Linked DNA regions of Homo sapiens: region 1 is linked to region 2. A link is a contact called in ENCODE Hi-C or POLR2A ChIA-PET data. All regions are on one chromosome and are shown on one strand. The core of a region is the stretch at or near the end of the contact, and the rest is flanking DNA. Distances in the headings are between cores, read along the strand shown. Region 1 overlaps LOC105371317 (a long non-coding RNA gene). Region 2 has its middle 160 kb from the start of CDH5.

What was found. Hi-C counts contacts between places; a loop is a spot of excess contacts on that map. ChIA-PET counts read pairs that join two places held with the same protein, here RNA polymerase II (POLR2A). Pooled maps may share reads with other maps.
Region 1: a map of gastrocnemius medialis shows a loop between it and region 2 (2.3-fold over the local background). The contact joins two enhancer-like sites. A Hi-C loop is called at or near these places in 2 of 168 maps with a recorded cell type or tissue (cardiac septum and gastrocnemius medialis) and 2 of 50 pooled maps. POLR2A ChIA-PET finds 5 or more read pairs at or near these places in 2 of 52 experiments (B cell and HEK293).

Annotation. Positions count from the first base shown.
Region 1 is chr16:66,248,243-66,254,602 of GRCh38, forward strand. All of the region lies in intron 1 of LOC105371317 (a long non-coding RNA gene), which reads right to left. Among named protein-coding and RNA genes, the nearest start is that of CDH5, 120 kb to the right of the region's middle. Within about 2 kb of position 2,514, at least 12 of the 41 ENCODE cell types and tissues checked have a DNase peak (open chromatin) inside an H3K27ac peak, as active enhancers do; they include gastrocnemius medialis, where a contact is called at or near this core.
Region 2 is chr16:66,205,061-66,211,398 of GRCh38, forward strand. No RefSeq gene overlaps it. Among named protein-coding and RNA genes, the nearest start is that of CDH5, 160 kb to the right of the region's middle. Within about 2 kb of position 2,356, at least 4 of the 41 ENCODE cell types and tissues checked have a DNase peak (open chromatin) inside an H3K27ac peak, as active enhancers do; they include gastrocnemius medialis, where a contact is called at or near this core.

The sequences.
Region 1 (6,360 bases), core at 1,264-3,763, 43 kb after region 2:
ATCACGTAAATAGCAGTGTCTCGGGAAGCCGGAGGGGCAGAGCGCCAGTTATCAGCCTGATGCCGGGAGGGGAGGGGAAACCCACCCACGGGCATTTATCAGGCACAGACTGAGGCTTTCCAATTTGTTGCCTGGCTGCTGAGAGCACTGGCTGTGCTCAACCCAGTTCCCAAAGAGGCTGCTCTCAGCACTCCTGGGCCTAAGCTGATATTGCATCCTGATGACCAAGAAAAACACACATGTCAGTAGACATCCCAGCCCCTTCTGCCGCCTCCACGCGTCTGCTGTTCATCCCAAGAAAGAGGCAAGAAACTGTTGTCTCAGTCAGGACATTTAATACATGTTTTCTGAGAATCCAAACCTGTCCGGGCTCAGCACAACGTCGCTAAAAGAGCAACTTAGAGTCCCACAGATCTGGATTCAACTTCAGCTCTCTTAGCCTCCATTTTCCATTTGTAAAATGGAAATTAAATACCTACCTCATGGAGTTGTACTGATAATTTAATTAGAAAATTACACAAAGCTGCCGGGCGTGGTGGCTAACACCTGTAATCCCAGCATTTTGGGAGGCCAAGGTGGGCAGATCACTTGAGGTCAGGTATTCAAGACCAGCCTGGCAACATAGTTGAAAACTCATTTCTGCGAAAAAAAAAAAAAAAAAGAAAAGAAAAAAGAAAAATTTGCCCGACATGGTGGCACACACCTGTAATCCCAGCTACTAGGGAGGCTGACATAGGAGAATCTCTTGAACCCAGGATTGCAGTGAGCCAAGATCACGCCACTACACTCCAGCCTGAGCAACAGAGAGAGACTCCATCTCAAAAAAAGGAAAATTACTTAAAGCACCTAACGCAATGTCTTATGCAGGCATGTGTCGCAGTAAGATTTATTGTGGAAAACACAATTAGTCAAGGGACTTAAAACTAGGACATAGTAGTAAAGGAGTGTGAAGAGTTTCACCCCAAAATACTGCTCCCTGGGATAATGCGTGTTTTGTACTGAAGGTCCTTAGAAGGCCTTCAGATGCTAGAACAGACTTTTGCTAAAAGAGACAGATGCTAGAAGAGACTTTTCCTGATCTGCATAAAGACAGGATGGACCCACGAAGGACAGCAATTGTTTTTCCTCCCCAACCTTCCTGTCTCTAAATTCTCTACCTCTCCCACAGCACAGGCTGAAGCTCCCTTATTTGCCCAAAGAAGAAAACAATTACCTCTGATCCCTTCCCTGAAATTTCACTAACTGAACCCATATCACAGGAAGGAAAACCAAAGACTGTCTACACACCTACTAGACAGACTTTGGTCACAAACCATTGTTTGCTCTGCGGACCCAACCGATTTTGTCGCAGGCTATTGTATGTTCTTCAAGCCCACTGAATTCTCAGAAAAATCACTTACTATCCCCCTAAAATCACCCACACTTCCCCATCTCCCTTTCCCCTAAGAAAGCAGGGTATATAAGCATCTGTATCCCACTGATCAATCACTGGGATTCTCACTGTGTGCACAGTAGTCATAAATTTGTTTGCCTTTTCTCTTAGTAATCTGCCTTTTTGTGAGTTGATTTTTCAGCAAATCTTCTGAGGGCAAAGCCGGAAAGCCTTCCCTTTGCACCCACAGTAGATACATAATAAATGCCCCTAATAGACACCATAATAAAAACTCTTTTTCTTCCTTAAAGGTACCCACCTTTCTTGGTGGTGGAGAGAGAGGAAGTCCGAAACACAAATCACTGCAGTATATGACTGACTCCAACAGGTTAGGCAAGTCGGGAGCCACAGAAGGTCTTTGAGCAGCAGAGAGGGATGGCAAGAGCTGCACCACAGGCAGAGAAGCAATACCACCTGTAGCACTGAGCACTTGAAATGTGGCTAGTCCACACTGAAACATGCTGTAGGTATAAAATGCACACTGGATGTCCAAGATTGAGTGCCATAAAAAGAATATAAAATACTCATTAATAGCTTTACAGGCCAGGCACAGTGGTTCATGCCTGTAATCCCAGCACTTTGGAAGGCCAAGGCAGGAGGATTACTTGAGGCCAGGAGTTTGAGACCAGCCTGGGCAACACAGTGAGACTCTGTCTCCACAAAAAATAAAAAAAATTAAAAATTAGCCAGGTATGGTGGCTTGAGCCTGTAGTCCCAGCTATTCAGGAGGCTGAGGTGGGAGGATCGCTTGAGCCCGGGAGTTGGAGGCTGCAGTGAGCTGAGATCACGCCACTGCCCTCCAGCCTGGGTGACAGAGCAAGATCCCATCTCAAAAAAAAAAAAAATAGTTTTTATACTGATTACATGTTGAAATGATACTATTTTGAATATATTACATGAAATGAAATATATTTTTAAATGAATTCTACCAGTTTCCTTCTCTTTTTTAATGTGGCTGCTAAAAAATTCAAAATTATATACATGGCTCACATTATGTTTCCATTGGACAGCACTGGCCCTGGAATGTTTGCCGGATGTATCAGAGCACGGCTGGGGGCAGCAACAACATCTGGGCCATTTCATTCCAGCCAGACTGCTGATGTCCCCTTAGCCCCACCCTGCCTCTCCCACTGCACTGCTAGTTCACTGAGTAATTAACATGCCTTGAAGCAAAAAGCCCCGGCTCCTGAATGTGCTTGACAATGCTCAGAGAGTTTTACAAAGTTGTGTCAACAGGAAACATCCAGACAGTGTTCTCAAACACCCCATGTTATCCAGAGGAGGGATCCAGCGCCAAAGTGCCTGGCTCTTAGCCCCGTGATCTCGTGGCCACAGCTCCGTCCCAGCAGCAGCTATTTCACAAGGTAAATTAAAAAGCAACCAGCATTTTCCTCTCCAACTGGCACCAAATGGATTGTTTTTCTGTAACTATTTCCCTGGTGGAGAGCTCCCTAAAGCCTGCAGGATCTATCCCAACGGACTGCATGCCTGATGCTTCCAGGGATGGAGAATGCACAAAGCAGATATTGTTCCCCTGCACTTGGCTTTGGTCTGCATGCCCCAGGCTCAGACTTGAAATTCAAACCAACAATGCCGCTGACCTTCTGGGTGGGGACCTTGAAACTATGCCTCTCCTTTTCTCTGTCAGCAAAATGGCAATGCTGGGTTGCACGGTCTGGAATATTCTGGGAGAAGGCATGCTACCAGGGCAGTTAAGTGGATGTGTTCTGCAGTCAGAAGGGCCAGGGTTCAAGTCCCGGTTCTGCCACCAACAGGCCAGGCGGCCTGGGGCAAATTACTTTGCCTGTGTGAGCCTGTTTTTTCATTTGTAAAATGGGAATGCAGAGAGGGATGATCTCATGGATTGCTGGGTGGTAGGATTAGATAATGGGGGAAAGATATGTAGTGAGATATTTGGCACCTAGGAAGCACCAAATAAAGTCATCCAATAAATAAAGACTTCACAGTTTGTTTTGGAAGCATTTGTCCAAGCCTCAGAAGGCCTTGGTCCATGCTGGGGTCTCATATCTCTTCCAGCTGCTGCTAAGCAACTCGGGATGCTCAGATTCTGATGCTGCTTCCAGATCCAGAGGATCTGCACCCAGCAAAGGCAGGGACAGGGAGGGGCGAGGGAGAGGGCTCTCTCTGGGGATGCTTTCAAACTAGAAGGAAGCAAAGCTGCGACTGGCGGGTTGGGAGGGGGTCACAAATCTAGACAGGAACAATGCTGTCATTTCGTTTTAGAAATTCCTTAATCTTACTATTTTTTATTTACATTTCAGTAGTCACATTTTGAACATTCAATGTCTTCGGGCAGAAACAAAAATTTCTCAGAACTGTCAGTGACTGGGTGGCCCTATGGCCTCTTAGCTAAATTTGTGTTTGTTTTTTGGTGGTGGTGGTGGTTTTTTTGTGTGTGTTTGTTTTTTAACAGAGTTTCACTCTGTTGCCCAGGCTGGAGAGCAGTGGCACAATCTTGGCTCACTGCAAACTCCACCTCCCGGGTTCAAGTGGTTCTCTTGCCTCAGCCTCTCGAGTAGCTGGACTATTAGCACCCATCACCACATCTGGCTAATTTTTGTATTTTTAGCAGAGATAGGGTTTCACCATGCTGGCCAAGCTGGTCTCGAACTCCTGACCTCAAGTGATCAGCCCCTCTCGGCCTCCCAAAGCGCTGGGATTACAGGCATGAGCCACTGTACCTGGCCAAATTTGTGATGTTAAATAAATGCTCTCTCTCTCTACTGAAGTCAAGAGAAAAGCAAGATATTTGAGGCTTGCTTCATCTTTCTCTAGGATTTTCTTTTTTTCCTTATACCTATATTCTTATATTACATCTGAATCAGTTTTATCATGAACATCATACATAACTTCAGAATTTTTCCTCCTATTTTGAGGTAGCAAAGGTGACATTCCATTTCTAATTCATTCTCTCAGTATATAAAAAAAAACTCTAATATTTTCTTGAAATCCTCATGACCTAGATAGAATTCCTAGATAGAATTATACAACTAAAAATTAAAAGCAGTTATTAAAGTTTATTTTGTTGAATATTATGAATGCAGGTTCTACAAATATTGTAATTGTGATATAATCTAATTTCTATTATTCTGTTCTGTATTATTATTTAAATTTTATAAGCATTGCTTGGCTCAGAAAGGAAATAATATTCTTCCTAAAGCTATCTAGCTAATACTCTCAATATTTATATTAATTGTAACTCTGTCCCCCTATTTATTTGTCAATTGAAAAAATTTAAGATGATTTAGTAAATCGAATTAACTCTCATAATCAAAATTAATTATTGCAACACTTGACTCTCACAACAATTTATACTTCCAACAATTGATAAAATTTTAAAACAAAAAAAAAATCGACTGGGCACAGTGGCTCACACCTGAAATCCCAGCATTTCTGGAGGCTGAAGTGGGAGGATCACTGACGCCAGGAGTTGAGGACCAGCTTGGGCAACATGGCAAGACCCTGTTTCTACCCCCTCTCCCCCAAAAAAATCACTCTAGAATACTTTCAGAAAGCTTACCTATATTTGAAAGTGGATATTTAGATAGTAACAATGAATCCAAAAATATACCATCTCATATCATTACTTATTGTTATATAAATGATCACTCAATCATTGATGACTCACAACCTTACAGATCCCGGAAATGACACCGAACTAGGCGTTTGGCTGTTCAGCCATTCAAAGCTGAATACCAAGGTCAAAACCAAACCTTTTTTCATCTCTGTATCAGTTAAGGCCCAACCAGGGAAACAGAAATCACTTAAATTGAATTAATGTAGAGAACTGGTTATACAAGTAAAATGGCTAATTTTGTGCCAACTTGACTGAGCCACAGGGTGCCCAGATATTTGGTTAAAAGCTATTCTGGGTGTGTCTGTGAGGGTGTTTCTGGATGAGTTTAGCACTTGAATCCATAGACTGGGTAAAGCAAATTGCCCTCCCCCATGTGAGTAGTTCCCATCCAACCCATTGAAGGCCTGACTAGAACAAAAAGGTGGCATGAGGGAGAATTTGCTGTCTCTGCCTAACGTTTTCTAGCTGGAACACCAGCCTCCTGCCTCTGGACTTGGACTCAGGCTGTAACTGACACCATTAGTAATCCTGGTTCTCAAGCCTTGGGACTCAACCAGGGAATACACCACAAGCTCTCTTGGGTTTCCAGTTTGGCAACCACAGATCCTGGGTCTTCTCAGCATCCATAATTGTGTGAGCCAACTCTATGTTTGCATGTGTGTGTGTACCTATGTGTGTGTGTATCTCCTATTGGTTCTGTTTCTTTGGAGAACCCAGACTAATTGAACAAGTAATAGAAGAGTACCAGGGGACAGCGATGCAATCCAAAAGTTGGAAATAGCAGGAAACTCCCACCTCTAGGATGGAGGCACAGAGGGAAGAAGTGGGGTTACTGGAGCCCAGAGCTGGGATCACCCAATGGAGGCTGGAACCTGAGAGGACTTCCATGGCAGGAGCTGAAAACACAAAACCACAGAGGAGATACAACCACTGCCTGAGAACACACTGGAGGCAGAGACAGGGGGAGGAAAATGCTGGCTTCTCTCTTCCTCCTACCCGGCAATCTCCTAAGAGTGCTTCCCACTGGCTGAGCCCAGCTGGAAGCCAGCTGACACAGGAGCCTCTGGGGATCATCCCATTCCCCTGTCCTACAGACCAGAGTCAGGGAAAGGCAAGAAATAGACCTAACCACAAACATGCTCAGGACCATCCCTATAGAGTTTCTTATCCTCACAACAATCCTAAAAACTAGGTGGTTCCCAATTACCAGCTAAGTAAGTGTAGTTCGGAGAGGTAAAGTAACTCTCCTAAGGTCACACAGGTAGTAGACAGTGAAGTTCAACATCTCAGCAACTGTAAGACCTCCCCCCTTCACTTTCTCTATTTTTAT
Region 2 (6,338 bases), core at 1,106-3,605:
ACATTGCTGACATATTAGCATTTATTTTCTGGGTCCCACTTAGTAGGAAGGGGCACTGTCCCCCAAATCCAGACCACAGAAATATTTCCCACATTCACCCCATCATATAGAGCTTCCTCAAAGTTAAGAAATTCTATTTTTTAAAAATGATAAAACCCCAGCAAATATTATGAGCTACCATTTATTCTTATCTTTGAATATGTTTTTTAAATCAGATTGCTTTCCTAGCTCAGGCACCCCTTTTAGATTAACCATAACGAAAGACTGTGAGTTCGGATGGGACAAGGGAGATAGGAATTATGAGAAAGAGATCCCTAGCAGGGTCCAGTGTAGAGGTGTAAACCAAAGAGCGACCGCAGCAGGTCTCAATCGATTCACAGTTTATTTATCCAAGGACACACCCTGGAAAAACAAACACAAATCGCAGGAGCATCTGTGATCTCTTTTCTAAAGGGGGTTTTGGGAACTTCAGTCTTTAAAGGGGGAAGACAGGCAGGAGGGGGAACAAAGGGAGGGAGGATAGGCAGTGAGGCAGATGGTTACATTTTTGTGAGGCTCTGCTAAGCCCACCCCCGTCCCGTCCCACCCCACCCATAAATCTACATTTTACATGTGAAAAGGAGTAGAGGAAAAGAAAAAGTCAATTTCTCATTGTCTCTTGCTTAGTAAATCTACATTTTATATAAGATAAACACATAAAAAGAGGGAGTAGAGGAAATGAGTCTGATATGGGATTGTGAAATTATAACTATGGGTTTAAGAACAAAAGGAAGACAATATTGGTGACTCAGTCCCCAAGCTTAACTTCCCCTTTAATATAGTAAATTTGGGTCCCAAGTTGTTTTTTGTGGGTTTTTTTGTTTTTGTTTTTTCTGTTTTTTTTTTTTTCACAGAGATTAGGAAAAGCTTAGAGTCAGCAAATGCCAACCAGTCTCTTGGTCAAGGCAAGAGGAAAATGGGAGTGTGCTAAGGGCAAGCTTTGCCCACTCTCCACCCCCTAGAGTTTCAGTTCTGGGAGTTAAAGTCTGTGTCACAACTTAGGATCTTCAAGCTATGAAATGCCTGGATCTGAAGGAAACAGCTGCTGGATAGGATCATCACCATCATCAACACTGATCATAGATTTTTAGCACTTCTTGTAGTTGAACAGTGCTAATTACTTCACATGAATATTCTCAATCTCCACAACAACCCAGGAGGGAGGTGTTATAGTCCTCATTTTACAGATATGAACTCTGAGACTTGGGGAAGTTGCATGCCCTGGACTGCACAGCTTTGAGGAGCAGAGCTGAGATCTAGTCTGGGTCTGCTTTACTCGTGTAACTGAAGTGCAGGTTCAGTCACTTGCCACTTGCAGGTCCAATTAACAAGAGCAAGGTCTGGTATAAAGAAGGTAATTTTTAAATTCCGAAGCCAACTTAAGGGAAGTAGTATAGGTTACACTACAAAGCATCTGCTTTTACTCACCTCTGGGCTATTTCCTTTTTGCAGGACTCAGACAGAGTGGGCACACATGCAGACTGGAGTAATCAGCATACAGTAAATATGTGAATGATTGGCAAGGGCACTGGGAGGATAATCGCCTCACCCCATCTGTATCAAAAACATGATGCTTTATATTATTGGAGAGGTTGTACTCATTGCCCAGGGCTGCTGTAACAAAGTGACTTCAGACAACAGAAATGTACGGTCTCACCATTCTGGAGGCTGGAAGTCCAAAATCAAGGTGTTGGCAGGGCCATGCTTTTCCTAACAACTCTAAGAAGAATCTAGCATTTGCCAGCAATACTTGGTAGTCCCTGGCTTGTAGATGCATCACTCACATGACCTCTGCACACGTCTGTCTCTGTGTTCAAATTACTCCTTTTATAAGAACACCAGTCATATTGGATTAGGGCCCACCCCAATGACCTCATTTTAACTTGATTACTCTGTAAAGATCCTAACTCCAAATAAGGTCACTATCTGAAGTATGAGGGTTAGAACTTCAGCATATCTTTTTAGGGGGACATAATTCAACCCATCACACACCTCAACTGCTAATGTTCCAAGTTCAACCTTGATTCACACACTGCCTGCCTTTGGCTCCCACCTAACCCTGCTCTGAGAATAATGCTGTCCCAATGCCTCCGCAATGCTGGAGATCGTCTGGATCTGCGGTTGGAACAGCCCGTTCCCAGCCCTGAACCTCACCCGATCCAAGCTCATCCCTATTGTGCTGCCCATGGGTTTCAATGAGGTGGGAAGAGACCTCTCTACAGGCAACTCGCCAATGTCACTTTTGTTCCCACTTGCTAACAGCATCTGGCAGCTCAGCACTAAAATCCTGGTGCCTCTGTCATAATCAGTTTTTTGTCTGCTGCTTCCGGTTGGGCAATTTACATGCAGCTGTGGACAGTCAGCCATTTCCCCAAAAGCTATTGTGTGCCTAAGAAGAAAAACTTGAGTCTTTTTAATTAACCACCGTCTCTCAACATGGAAGCCAAAAGCAAGCATATTCACTTTACCTCACTTCACCCACAGATGTTCCCCTGAGGTAAGGGGGCTGGGGGAACCATATGATATGGTAGCATTTGTATTATGTTTCTAAGCACTTTTCCATCCATAAAGTCTTGGAAATAAACAGCACGGACAGGAATCCCCACTGGGCTGATGGGGAAACTGAGGCCAACCCCTGCGATTAAATAATTGGCAAGTGGTCTCTTGGGCCAGGCATCATTCTATTTTGTCTTGACTCTCCCATTCATAAGGTCAAGAAAAACCTTATTATTTAAACAAATGCTGAGCAAGGATAACATCTAACATCCAGAACGGCCCCTGTTCTTCCAACTACATTGAGTTTTGATTTGGAGGAAAGCACTAAGTTTCTTTGTGCCCCCGTGCCTTTGTACTGGCTGTTCCTGCTACCTGGAAGTTACCTCCCTTCGGTATTCTTCCTTCAAGTTTCGGCTCATGAGTCAGAGCCCCCAGGGAGCATTTCTTAATGCTTCCGGCTGGGTCACCTCTCCCATCACATACTCTCACAGAACCTTGCACTTCTCCAAACATGTAGCACAATTGAAATTAGTTGATTTGTTGTGTGATTATATGTTTAACAACATCTTTCCTGGGAGACCAAGAGCAGGAACCAAGATGTCTTATTCATTCCTATTTCCCAATGTCCTCATCTTCCTACAACTAAGCTTCACACGTGACTCAATGAATATCTGTCAGATGAATGAATGAATGAATGAATGAACATCATCTCCTCCGTCACCCCCTTCCCCCAACAGAACTACCTCTTCCTCTGCACTATGCCCCTATCCCCTAGCACTTTGTTGATAACCAGAATATAACTAAGGTGACAACACCTTCAAACAAAAAGTTGTGACAGTCACATGATACATAATCCATGTACTGAAATAAATGCTTGGAAGTGGGATCAGCATAAAGTTCATGACACAGAAGTGTTGTAATTGGTCGCATGTTAATTTGGGTTGTAATTATTTTTTATTTGTCTCCTCTTCCAGATCCTCGAGGATGGTGACCCTGTCTTACTCCTTCAGGACATAGCACAAATGTTTGTGAAATGAATGAACTAATGAATGAATAAACACATCCAGTAGTTGAAGTAGAAAATACTTTGCAATGCTAGCAAACATTGCCCAATAAATTGCCTTGGTAAAATAGAGGTGCTTCTGTTTTAATATCAGAATTTTCTTTAATAAGAGAGCACCTGAAAACCTGTTAGAATGAAGAATTTTCTACTCCATTTTCCCTGAAGGCTTTCTCATAGCCTTACAAATTTGGGACTCTCATGTGCTATATTTCCATGCTGATCAATCTCAAAGCATAATGAGCATACGAAACCCAGAACTCACACTGTTAAGTAGAAATATGCACTCTCTGAGGACTTAAACATTATTCCTGGCCAAAATTGCTCCACATATTTAGGAATAGACACAGTAGCCAAAAGTAGAGCTAACGTTGGGTCATGGAAAGAAAAGAAACTTTGAAGTCAGATTGACCTGGATCTTCCAGGAGCCAATGCTTCTCTGACTTTATTAAGCACAGAATCACAGGGGGGCTGGAAGGGTGGGGCGTCTTGTTAGTGTGCAGATTCTGACTGCCTAGGACTAAAGTGGGGCCTGGTATTCTGCATTTTCAACAAGCTCCCATGTGATGCTAACACTGCTGGCCATGGACCATGGGCCACACTTTAGAGCACATAGCTTAATTTACCCAAACATAAGATGGGGCTGGCAACCCATCTCTTTGAGAGGCTATACTGAGAGGCTGTAGGGACACTGAATTGTGATCAAATGTGAACCTCGGCCTGATTGCCTCTCCCTCTCCTTTGGTGGGGTAAGAGTTCAGGTTAACAAATTCTGGAAAGAACCTTTGAGGTAGTTTATATCCTCACCTCTTTTCCAGAATGGTAGATTTAACAGAAAGGTCTTCTGGTGCAGGTAACTAGTCTTCCTCTTGGAAACCTCCAAGTTCCAGGAGCAGCAAGGAGTCTCTTTTGGGTAAGTGACATAATTCTGTTCCATTCCCACTGGTCACTGCTGCTCTGTTAACCATTACATGCTCAATAGATGTTGCCTACACTAAAATATGACAAACAAGTGAACAGACACATAAGCCAAAAAATGCAAAAACAGGCAATCAAGCTTAATTCAAGTCTTATTATTTCATATGTGTAGCATTCTCAAGCTTGGGTCTTTGCATTGTGTTTTATAGTGTGCAGACAATCACGGCTGGCATTTCTAAAGGGAGAAAGCAGAGGAAAAGAAAAACCACGACTTGACCGTGAATGAGGTTTTGGGATAACAACAGACTTCTTGGCTGGTCATTCACAACCATCCATTATATGACCTCCACCTGATTCTCTGGCCTTCCCTCTCACCACAGCCTTGTCCCACCATGCTCAGTCCATGCCATGCTGCTTCCTGGTCCTGAACAATCTGTCTCCCTGTCCTACCCCAGGGCATTTGCACACACTATTCCTACCACTTTGAATCCTCTTCTCCACTTATCTGGGATATAAACACTGGCCCATCTTTCAAGACCTCATAGGTAAAGTCCTTCCTGACCCCTCCCCTGAAATGACCCCTCCCTGCTCTGGCCTGCCCCACCATACCCCCTCAGATTGCCACCACTTGTACCTATTTATAATCTGTTTCTGTGTCTGTTTCTGGCTCCTATACTGTGTTCACTGAAGCAGTCACCATGCCCTGTTTATCTGTATGTGCAGAGGTCACACCTCTATCTTAGGAGGTCTTAGTCTTTTATTTTTTCTTTCTGAGACAGAGTCTCACTCTGTCTTTCAGGCTGGAGTGCAGTGGCATGATCATGGCTCACTGCACCCTTGACCTTCTGGGCTCAAGTGATCCTCCCACCTCAGCCTCCCAAGTAGCTGAGATCACGGGCATGTGCCATCACATATGGCTTTTTTAAAAAAAAAAAAAAAAAAAAAAGTTCTGGGATACATGTGCAGAACGTGCAGATTTGTTGCATAGCTATATATGTGCCATGGTGGTTTGCTGCACCTATCAACCCATCATCTAGGTTTTAAGCCCCGCATGCATTAGGTATTTGTCCTAATGCTCTCCCTCCCTTTGTCCCCCACCCCCCAACAGGCCCTGGCGTGTGATTATTTTTCGTAGAGACAGGGTCTCACCATGTTAACGAGGATGGTCTCGAACTCCTAGGCTCAAGCAGTCCTCCCATCTCAACTCCCAAAATGCTGGGATTACAGGCATGAGCCACTGTACCCAGCTTTAGTCTTTTTTGAATAAATGAATCTATCCTTGTGGCAACACTACATCAATGCCTAACTCTATGCCCTGATCACATGAAATTGCTTTTTCTTATTTTGCTGATATGTCTATTTCCCCATTAGACTGTGAGCTCCTTGAGGATGGGTCCTGGGCCCTACCTCTTCGGTACCTGTTGACCCCCAAATATTTGTTTAATGAATACAAGTTGCTTTGGATCAAAGGCCAATAAGCCTCCCTCACAATACAAAGAATAAATGCATGATGATAAAGATTTTTAAAGGTTGTCAAGTGCATGTGTTGATTTATGGAACAAATTAATACGACAGCATCAACACTTCCAGCCCTGCTGAATCAGTTTCAGCAATTATGTGTACCCAAGGCAGGGCACAGCTGCTTGCGAGACGCGACATGAAAGAGGTCTCCCTTGGTTTGCTCAAAGGTCTTCAAGATATTTTTAGTTGACAAACAACCATGTGTCACTCATCAGTAAACCAAATTGTACAATTTGTTAGACAGTCTCTCATATTAATTTTGAAGGCTCTGTATGTGGCTTCAATCCCCCTGGGTGCTGAGTCT